2 separate regions of the Homo sapiens genome follow, and region 2 is linked to region 1. Evidence: chromatin loops called from intact Hi-C (ENCODE). Cell type or tissue: GM12878. All regions are shown on one strand. Each heading gives the region's core, and the rest is flanking DNA. Links, peaks and the distances in the headings are about the cores only. Region 1 has its middle 41 kb from the start of LUZP4. Region 2 overlaps DANT2 (DXZ4 associated non-coding transcript 2, distal).

Region 1 (5,379 bases), core at 253-5,252:
AAATTCGACTCCCATATATATACCCAAGAAAATTTAAAACATATGTTTACACAAAAAAAATTATACAGGAATGTTCACAGTAGTATTATTCATAACAACTAAAAAGAGGAAACAGTCCAAATGTCCATCAATTAATGAATGGACAAACAAAAGTGGTATATTCATACAATGGAACATTATTCAGCCGTAAAAAGGAATGAAGTACTGATACATGCTACAAAGTGGATGAACTTTAGAAACGTCACACTAGGTGAAAGAAGTCAGGAACAAAAGGGCACACGATTCCACTTATATGAAATATCCAGAATAGGAAGATCCAGAGAAATGAAAAGTAGAATGGTTGTTACCAGAGCCTGAAAGGAGGATGAATGGGGAGTAACTTCTTAATTGGTGTGGGGTTTTATTTTGTAGTGATTGATGGAAATGTTTTGGAACAAGATGTGCGCCACTGAGTTGTTTACTTTAAAATGGTTAATTTTAGCTCAAGGAGCCAGTTGGAACCGGCTCCAGCACACCACTGCCTGAAGATTTTGCCCTCTTAAGTCAGAAAGATCTTACTGTTTATGCCTTATGATAGTCACATGCCACCACTGAGAAAATGAGTACCGAAATGACTAGCACTTTGAATGGGAAGGGGGCGAACTCCTGGAGGGCAAAAATTCAATATCTCAAATATATTATCCTATCACCTCTCTGTCTACCTCTCTATCTACCTTCTTACTCACCTTTATTGAATACTGAATTTTCCCAACAGTTTTATTTATGGGGAGATTGAGAACTAGAAATAACTAAGATCATACACGTCTAGGAAGTGGCAGAGGTGGGATTTAAACTTTGGTCCACCTCAGTCTGTGTTCTTACATTTAAATGGAAGCCTCGGGGAGCCATGGGAGTGGTACATAGCCATGTTCCTTGGGTACCCTTAAGCTATGGGGAAACTGCAACACTAAGTATGGCTGCTTCCTAAAGACTTCAGTCCCAGTTCAGAACTGGTGGCTTTGGAGCATTCTGAGGAACTGTGGGGCCGTGGAACTGCCTAGCTGTCAGAAATGATTTAGTCAGAACCATGGGGCTCTACCTGATCTGAGGCTTCTTTTGCCATCCCTTTCAGAAAATCCAAAGAGGAATTTAAATATTTGGGGGTTTTCGTAGGGAGCTGAGATGCATATTGCTTCCAGGTACCTTTAGGGCCATCGTTCCTAAAGACCTCACTTACCAGATGAAGAAACAAGCTTATAGAGGGGAAATGACTTCCCTAAGATCACACAGCTGATTCAGTCAAGCATCACCAGTAGATGAAGAAGTAACTGGAAGAAATTTGTCCTCATCCTCAACCTCTCCATTTTCCATTCCATCTTTTTTAATGTTCCTTCCTTGGTATCTCAATAAGATATACTCTTAAAAAAACTTTATTATATTTATTATATAATTTCATATACTGTATATTATTTATTTATAAATTTCTTGTTTTTTTCTTTTTCTTTTTTTTTTTTTTTTTTGAGGCAGGGTGTCACTCCATAACTCAGGCTGTAGTGCAGTGGCATGATCTCGGCTCACTGCAGCCTCTGCCTCCCTGGCTCAAGCAATCCTCCCATCTCAGCCTCCCGAGTACCTGGGACTGCGGCTGCCTCATCATGCCCAGCTAATATTTATTTATAAATTATACATAATTTATATATTTTGCTGAATGGGTGATTGATTTCTAAAATATTTTAAAGCGAGCCCCAGACAGCGTACTATTGCAAGGTATATATTCATAAAAAAAAGCAGTATGATATATATAATAGCAGAACCTAAATAAACATAAAGCCTACAGTGGGCTGAAGGTAGGAGACCTAGGCCTTGTTTCATTTAGCTCTGCCACTAAGTAGCTATCTAATCATGGGAAAGTTGTTTAAGCCCTTAGTCCCAGATTTATTTCCTTAAAATCAAAATAAAACTATATTTTATTACGATTTACGACACTAAAATTCTATGACAACTCATGGCCAGACACGGTGGCTTACGCCTGTAATCCCAGCACTTTGGGAGGCCAAGGTGGGCAGATCCACTGAGGTCAGGAGTTCAAGACCAGCCTGGCCAGCATGGTGAAACCTCGTCTCTACTAAAAATGCAAAAATTAGCCTCGTGCTGTGGCACGAGCCTGTAGTCCCAGCTACTTGGGAGGCTGAGGCACAAGAATCGCTTGAACCCGGGAGGTGGAGGTTGCAGTGAGCCGAGATCATGCCACTGCACTCCAGCCTGGGGGACAGAGCAAGACCTTGTCTCAAAAACAAAACAAAACACAAAAACCTATAACAATTCAAATTCCCTGAGGGATATTTGAATTTAAAAAGCGAACAGGCGTTTAAAGTTCCCTGGTTACTTATCTGGTAAAGGAAAGTGATTTGGGGGAGCATTAGTTATAGCTGTGGCGATGGGAGAAGAATTGTTCAGAGGTCTTAAAGTTACGCTTTTCGCGCAGATGCCAAAACGTTTCCAAAGAAGGCTGGTCTTGACTACCACAGCTGCCAGGTGTGGTTCTGAGAAATGCAAAATTATGCCATAACTCCTCTTTACTAGTAGACTTTCAGGATTAGTTGTTTGAATACCCTGAAGATCAACTGTCCGAATTAAATTGAGAAACTGGTTTAAGGATAAAATATTTTCCACCTTCAAACGAATATCTATTTTCTGAAGTAGCCCAAAACTCCACAATTTGTTTAACCATAAGAGTTTTCTTTTTTCCTTTATTTTACTGCGGTTTGTGAGAAGTTAACGAAAGGCCAGTTTTTGGAAGTTGAATGCTGCCATCTGGTGGTTGACAGGCAGCAGTGAGCTGGAGTAGGGAAATCTTTCCGCCAGACCCGTGGCAGAAAACAAACTAACAAAAAAACCCGCAGGACTAAAGGCGTAAGATGTAGGGCCGGACACGGTGGCCACGCCTGTAATCCCAACACTTTGGGAGGCCTATGTGGGAGGATTACCTGAGGCAAGAGTTCCGGACCAGCTGGGCAACACAGTGAGACCCCCCCGCCCACCTCCCCCTCCCCCCGCCATCTCTTAAAGAAAAAAAAAAGCATGAGATGTACAAATCAAAAAGCAACTTAAATGCTTTTTATTTTACCCACAAATGTGTTTATTTTTTCTAATATAAGTAAAATATGATTATTTCAGGAATTTATAAAATATGTTAAAGTACATGTGGGGAAATACAAATTTCCTACAGTTCTTAAATTCTAATGCATTTTGGTGCATTTTTTCCAATCTTTGCTTATTGCATTCTTTGCAATATCCCGAGTGTCATTAAAAATTCAATTTTTTGCCGGGCGCAGTGGCTCACGCCTGTAACCCCAGCACTTTGGGAGGCCGAGGTGGGCGGATCACGAGGTCAGGAGTTCGAGACCAGCCTGGCCAATATGGTGAAACCCCGTCTCTACTAAAAATACAAAAATTAGCCGGGCGTGGTGGTGGGCGCCTGTAATCTCAGCTACTCGGGAAGCTGGGGCAGGAGAATCGTCTGAACCAGGGAGGCAGAGGTTGCAGTGAACCGAGATTGCGCCATTGCACTCCAGCCTGGGTGACGGGCAAGCCTCTGTCTCAGAGAAAAAAAAAAATCAATTTTTTTCATAACTCTGACTTTCATCCAAAAATATTTCTTGAGCACCTTATATATACCAAGTACTTCGTTAGGCACTAGAGATAAAATAACAAAGGAAAAAATCTAGAAAGTCCCTGTCCTCACAGAGCTTGCATTCGGGGTCAAGAGCAACAATAAACAAATAAAGACATAATTAAAGGTTAAATCATGAGAAATGCTATGAAGAAAAATAAGGCATAACAAAAGGAAATAAAATGATTACAGAGCTACTTCAGATAGGGTGGTCATGAAAGGCCCCTCTGAGGTAGTGTAATAAGTAACATTTGAGCAGCATTCTGAATGACCAGAAGGAGAAAGCCATGTAAATGTGTAGGGGAAGAGTCCCATAGGGCAGGGGTCCCCAACCCCCAGGCCACAGACCGGTATCTGTCCAGGTCGCACAGCAGGAGGTGAGAGGAGGCTGAGCTTCATCTGTATTTACAGCTGCTCCCCATCACTGGCATTACCGCCTGAGCTCCACCTCCTGTCAGATCAGTGGCAGCATTAGATTCTCATAGGAGCGTGAACCCTATTGTGAACTGTGCATGCAAGGGATCTAGGTTGCAAAATCCTTGTGAGAATCTAATGCTTGATGATCTGTCATTGTCTCCCATCACCTCCATCCAGATGGGACCGTCTCGTTGCAGGAAAACAAGTTCAGGGCTCCCACTGATTCTACATTAAATTGTATATTTCATTATATATTACATTCATTATATTCATTCAGTATATTCATTATATATTACAATGTAATAATAATATAAATAACGTGCACAATAAATGTAATGCACTTGAATCATCCCGAAACCATCCCCCCTGCCCACACCCAATCCATGATAAAATTGTCTTCCACAAAACCTATCTTTAGTGCCAAAAAGGTTGGGGACCTCTGCCCTAGGTGTGAAAAGTGTTCTAAGAGGAAAGGGAAGTGCAAATGCTCTGAGGCAGGAGCATGCTTACTGTATTAGTGGCATAGTAAGGAAGCTGGTGTGGCTGGGAAGGTGTGTGGGAGATAAAAACAGGAAGGAAATAAAATAGGAGAGCACAGCCAGAGATCAAACCACAACAGGGCCAAACCATGTACAAACTTTATTTTCCCCCACTTAAATCCATTTAACATAACAGAGCTCCATCTTGAAGGATGGGCAGGATCCACAGTCAGCAAAGGCGGGAAAGAACATCCCAGAAAGAGACCAATGATGAAGCAAAGGCGTGAGTGCTTTTAAGGTTAAGAGTATGAGCTCTGGGACTTGAGAGAGATCTCCCAACTCTGCCACTTCTGGTTGTACCATGATTCCCTTTTCCCGAACCAATAAATACAGTGTAATCTGTTAGTACATCATAGGCCCTATCTCTAGGAACCCTAAGATCAGACGAAGATGGCTACACTGATAGAGTGGTAATGATCCAGCCAAGCAGAGGGTCACCCAACATCCACTATTATTATTGGATAGAGTATTAGAGTGGGGATATAGTAGACAGGAGAGAGGGAGGGAGTTTGGCACATTAAAAAGTAAGAAGCAGAAAGACTGATGGATGGAGAGATGGAGACAAGGGGTAAGCACTATAATTTCACCTGATCTTGGGCAGGAGTTTTAACTACCACTAAGAAGTAAGATCCCGCATAATCTCAAATTTTAGTATACATCAAAATTTTCTGGAGGGTTTGTTAAAACACAGATTTCTGGGACCCACACCCAGAGGTTTTGATTCAATAGGTCTGAGGTGAAGCCTGAGAATTTGCAGGTTCCCAGGTGAGG
Region 2 (5,379 bases), core at 199-5,198, 620 kb before region 1:
TGGAATTGTAGGTTCACCTGAAGTTTGAGGCCAAACCCCCAGCGGTCAGTGGGACGCCAGTCGCCTTTGACCTCTTGGTCAAGCTGGCCTTGCAGTGACCCATGAGAATGCCCAAGTGCCAATGTGTCCCGGGGGGCAGGGCCAGGGCTGGGATCCTACTGTGTGCCCAGTCTCCTTCTCTTCCCTGTGGGTTCCAGCATCCTCCCATCCTAAGGGTATCGTTAGGGATGCGGTTAGGTTGGGTCCATCCCCAGAGTGGTCCAAGGGGACCGCTTTCTGGTTTGTCATGAAGGCAGGCTAGTAGAAGGATCCCGCCGAGTCCCATCTGCCAAGGACAGGGCCCTGCAGGTGGGCCAGAGCTGGCCTAAAGTGGCCGAGATGGTGATTGGTTGTGTTCGGAGCACGGTTGGTGTTTTTTCCTCTGCAAAGGGTGGAGGGAGTGGACCTGGGGGAAGGGCAGGTGGGCATTTCTGGAGCAATACTGCCATCAAGAGGAACTCGCTTGGCAATCCTGTGCACCCTTCCCTGTACTTGCCTGAGGAGGAGTGGCTTGGGATGCTGTGGGGGACCAGGCAGGACTGTGGCCTTTGCCTGCAGGAATCCGAGCTCCCTGGAGGCCTGAATGAAGTGGGGCTATGGAAGCTTCAGATATAGGTGCCAGTATAAGTTGGCCAGCCAGGATGCCTGGCATTTCTCATACAGGAAGCCATGGCTTGGGAGCCTGGTGGTGGCCATGATATGGGTGGGACTAGCAGCTCAGGACTTTTCACAAAGCCTGTGGCCATTGTTCTTCCTCCCTCTTTGCTGCCTGCAGTACCAAGTCTTACGGTTGCTGCCACCGTAGCAGAGACCTGTCCTCCGTGTTGCAGGTTCTACCTCCCACAAGGAACATGCATTTAGTTGGCTGCCTTTGCAGACTTCTTTTTTACAGATTGACTTTTCCAAGAGTCGGGGACATTTAGGCAATCCGCAAGAGTGGAAGTTACTTTCCTTTAACCCCTGCCTTTTGAAGTCTCCATGTGTGCTTGCTGTGGTCGCTGAGACTCAAAGTTTAGGACCCCCTTCATGTATCTCTCATTTTTGGGTTCAGTTGCCTCCTGTTTTCCAACTGCATTTTGTGTGTGTGTGTGCCCAGCCCCAGTGTTCTTCTTCCCCATTTTGCCCAGATCCACCCACCCCCACCTATCCTCCAAACCCCTGTTAATCAGGCGTGCCTTGCTAGGAAGGAGGTGCATGCTCATTGGCACATAGCCTTTTTCTGTAGTTTCTGCCTCTCTCCAGAGGCCATTTCTGGAAAGCCTGTAGGGTGGGTTGTGCCCTTTCTTAGCTCCTGCCTTCCTGGGGATTTGCTTCCCGGTCAGCACTTTCCCAAAGGTCAAGTAGGACATCTCAAAGCCCAGCAGTTCACCCTTTTTATTTGAAACCTACCAGATGGGTGCTGAAATCCTCTGCTTGCTATGCTTTATTTTTCATGTGTGAATTTTCCTAAGTGTATGTAGGCAGAATATTTGGGGGCCAACCAGCCTTATCTTTGCCAAGCCCTGAGGTCAAATCCAGACCTAGAAAATCTGACGGGTCCGCAGCTTTGAGATTGGTTGTCTGAGCATGCTCCTTCAGCCTTAGTCAATGCAATGGGAAAGCTAAGCCCACGGACCATGCAACCCCATGTGTGTTGATTTAGGTATCTTCCAAGAGGAGCCAAAATGGATGTTACCCCTGGAGACCAGGAAATCAGGCAATCCTGGAATATTCCCAAACTGAAATGAATTCTCAATGTAGAATCAGTTCTACTCACTCTGTAGGATGATGTCCTGCTCAATTGATATATAACCAGTGGGTACTGGCACTCTCTGCACTAGTGAGAAAATGGAAAGAATGGCATCCTGTGGCACGCTTAACCCAGCCTTTCTTTGAGGGGAGAGATAAGAAACCAGAAAAAAAACTTGAAATGCACCACACTTGAATTACTCTTTCTTATCTCATTGTAGTACCCAGCAATCAGGAAATTATTTTCTTTATGGGCTGCACCTGGCAATGTGGCTGTTCTTCCTTCTCTTTTTCTTTGTCTGGGTCCTCCAGATGGGACATTGGTTCTCAGGTTTCCCACATCCCTGAGACCTTCAGGGCAGTTCCCCCTTTATTCCCCTGAACTTACATCTACACCAAGAGCAAAGATCCATAGTCTGAATGCTCTCCAGTATCGCAGGTGTCTAAACATGGCAGCCAATGAGACCTGGCTTCTACCACCTCCCGAGCTTGGCAGGCCTGACAAGCCAGGGTTCCTTAGTGGGTGAGCCTGGCTCCCTTGCTTTCACACTGACTCTGGAGGTACCCAGTCAGGTGCACACATCCAGCCCCAGAATTTTCTGAGTGCCCCAAACCCACCCTTTCTCCTATAAGAAACCTTACCCTCCAGATACATGGAGAAGGGCTGGAATCCATGCTCAAAGAGCTTCCGCTTGATGGCACTGTTGCTCCAGAAATGCCAATCAACCTGGCCTGTCATACCTTACCCTCTACCCTTTGTGGATGAAAAAATGCCAAGGAAGGCCCAAAACTAATCCAATCACTGGAAGTGGGGCTTAATCTGTTGGGAGAAGGGGTTTTCTTCTTCTCAGGCCCTCAGTGAGAAATATGTCTGTGTGCAAACATTCATCAAAAAGAATAGATGTACTTGTTTTTCTACATCATCTCCTTATGAGCTTTAAGTTTGAATTTTTTATAAAGGGGTTCCTAGTTTTCTGAGCACATTTGTGAGTGTTATAAGGATCATCTTGAGTAGATTTTTGTTTGTTTTTATATTTAGAGACACGTCTTGCTATGTTGCCCAGGCTGGTCTCAAATTCCTGGGCTCAACTGATCCTCCCACCTCAGTCTCTCAAAGTGCTGGGATTACAGGATTGAGCCACCACACCAAACTTGGGTAAAATTCTTTCATGGGGGTACTGACTCATAGCTTGAGGTGGAATTAGTACCTAGATTTTCCCTCTTATTATGGAGTCACTGGCTGTCTTCTGTACTGATGGAGCCAGGCCAAGCCCAAGGGAGCCCAGCAAAACAACCTCATCCAGTATACTGGCTCAGGAGGCCCAAGAGGGAGTAGTAAGCCATTGTGGGAGCAGCAGAAATTGGCAGGGGCCATGTAAATTGTGAAGACTGGGGAAATGATGCCTTGGCTTACCTCCAGGGGTCTCAGGTAGGCAGTCCCCCATTGGGTGCTCCAGATTGGGGTTCCGTGGGTCAGAAGGAAGGCCCAGTGGTTCCACACAGGCAGGTGACCATGGTGGGGGCCTTTGGTTCTGCAGCCCCTTCAAGGAAGCTCTACATGAAAGTGTGGGTCTTCTCTCCCTGCAGCACCCCCACATTCACTCATTTGTGCATTCATACATGCATGTATACATGCAAACACACATGCCTCTACTTTCTTCCTTAATTGTGTATCTATGTGTGTTTTCTTCTTTTTCTCTTCCTTTCTCCCATAACCACCTTGGAGATGCCACTGTGGATAGAGATTCCTCCCAATTAAGTGGTAGCCCTTAACACTGCATGATGGACACTCCCAAGTTTCCCCTCTGCCTTCTATTCATCCTCCTGACTCTGCCTACAGTGAGAATTGTGTCATTTTTCCTTGTGTGTATGTTTTTAGTGTCCAGTGTGAATAAAGGCAAATGCAGAGGTATGTCTGCCTTTGACTTTCTCTTTGACACCAAGATGCTTACATGTGATAGACTCTCTTATAATTTGTGGCTTTCACAAAACACCTCCACTGGACTTTGCATCTCTGTGCAGAGTCAACATACTCCCAGATTCTTTTCATTTCCCCTCTGTTATTTTATTTATGCATGATGGAGAAAACACACTTGTGAAGAAATTTATTTCTCCATACCCACACAAGTACACAGACCAAGAAGGAAGCTCTGTGAGGATAGATGCCAAGACATGATGGTTGTGATTCCCCCACAGGAATGAGAGAAGTCAGAGGTATCCTCTGGTTTCATATGGGACTGTTCATGGAAAGCTGCCTCTTTATGACAGCCTCAAATTACATTTGTGGGATTTTTCAATAAATAATTAGGGTTGATTTTAATGTTATACTTTCTTCAGAAATCACGGTTGATCCAAGAGCTGATATCCTAGCCTGAAAGCACTCTCTCAGTTGGCTGGGTGGGTTGAATATATACACTGCCACCTTTTGGCTATCACTTTGACAATCAGCCCAAAATCCAGTGAAGGATAGTTGGCTATCTTGTTGCAGGGCACACAGAGTGAACAGAAAAAGAGGATACCTCTGCGATCCCGGGTCATCTCCAGATGCTAGGGTTATGGGTGAGTGCTCTTTATCCTTCTGAATCCTCTTCCTTATCCTTTTCAAAAAGTCTGTTTTGGCCAGGCGCGGTGGCTCACGCCTGTGGTCCTGGCACTTTGGGAGGCCGAGGCGGGCTGATCCCATGAGGTCAGGAGTTCCGGACCAGCCTGGTCAGCACGGCGAGACCCCATCTCTGCTGGAAATGCAAAAATTGGCTGGGTGTGGTGCCAAGTGCCTGTGGTCCCAGCTGCTTGAGGGGCTGAGGCAGGAGAATCGCTTGAACCCGGGAGGCGGAGGTTGCAGTGAGCTGAGATCGTGCCACTGCGCCCCAGCCTGGGCGACAGAGCAAGACTCTGTCATAAATAAATAAATAAACAAAACAAAACATCATAACATATAGAAAAAATTTTCAAACAATACAAATTGACACTTGACTGATTCCCAGAGAGTGAAGGCAGTGTGGCATAGCAGAAAGAGCGAGGTCTGAAGTCAAATCGTATGGGTTTAAAACTTGGCTTTGCCTGATATGATCTGTAAAGTGTAGGCAAATCTGTTGACTTCTTTGGGTCTCAGTTTATCATCTACAAAATAGGCTTAACAATTATTTTCATGATTGCTGGGAGGACTAGATAGGATGATATATGTGAAAGTTCTTAGTAGGTACAGAAATTATACTAAAAAAGACAAACAAATCCACATGCTATAATGCAGTGTGGACTATCTTTGGTAACCCACATGTCAAAGGTAGTCTTAAACTGCTCTGGTTTGGTAAATGTTGGCGTAAACTAGAAGTCAGAGACTATGGGATCCACCCTTATCTGCTCTCGAGCTTTGGTTTACAATGAGCTCAAGTGTGGGGATTGTGTCAAATGATTCCTGGAATCCCATACATTTGTAAAATTCTATGAATTTGTGAAGTCTGCAAAATGTGAATCTGAGGTGTATGTACTGTAGAGCAACTATTAGACCATTTATCACATTATATATAGATAGACAGATATATCTATATATAATTTTTTTTTTAGGCAGAGTCTTGCTCTGTCACCCAGGCTGGAGTGCGGTCTCGGCTCACT

The links. Hi-C counts contacts between places; a loop is a spot of excess contacts. Peaks named below come from ENCODE experiments on the same cell type or tissue, not always from the same donor. Only the 100,000 strongest peaks of a DNase experiment are listed, where the experiment ranks them.
Region 2: a loop joins it to region 1, with 6 times the contacts of the local background. A loop is called at or near these places in 4 of 110 quality-filtered maps.

The regions. Positions count from the first base shown.
Region 1 is chrX:115,328,147-115,333,525 of GRCh38, reverse strand. No RefSeq gene overlaps it. Among named protein-coding and RNA genes, the nearest start is that of LUZP4, 41 kb to the right of the region's middle. In GM12878, for the core only: a CTCF peak has its summit at 2,791 (motif pointing left); a DNase peak (open chromatin) is centred at 2,785.
Region 2 is chrX:115,945,333-115,950,711 of GRCh38, reverse strand. The region is part of intron 1 of DANT2 (DXZ4 associated non-coding transcript 2, distal); the gene reads left to right. Among named protein-coding and RNA genes, the nearest start is that of DANT2, 21 kb to the left of the region's middle. In GM12878, for the core only: CTCF peaks have their summits at 482 and 2,464 (motif pointing right); DNase peaks (open chromatin) are centred at 516 and 2,491.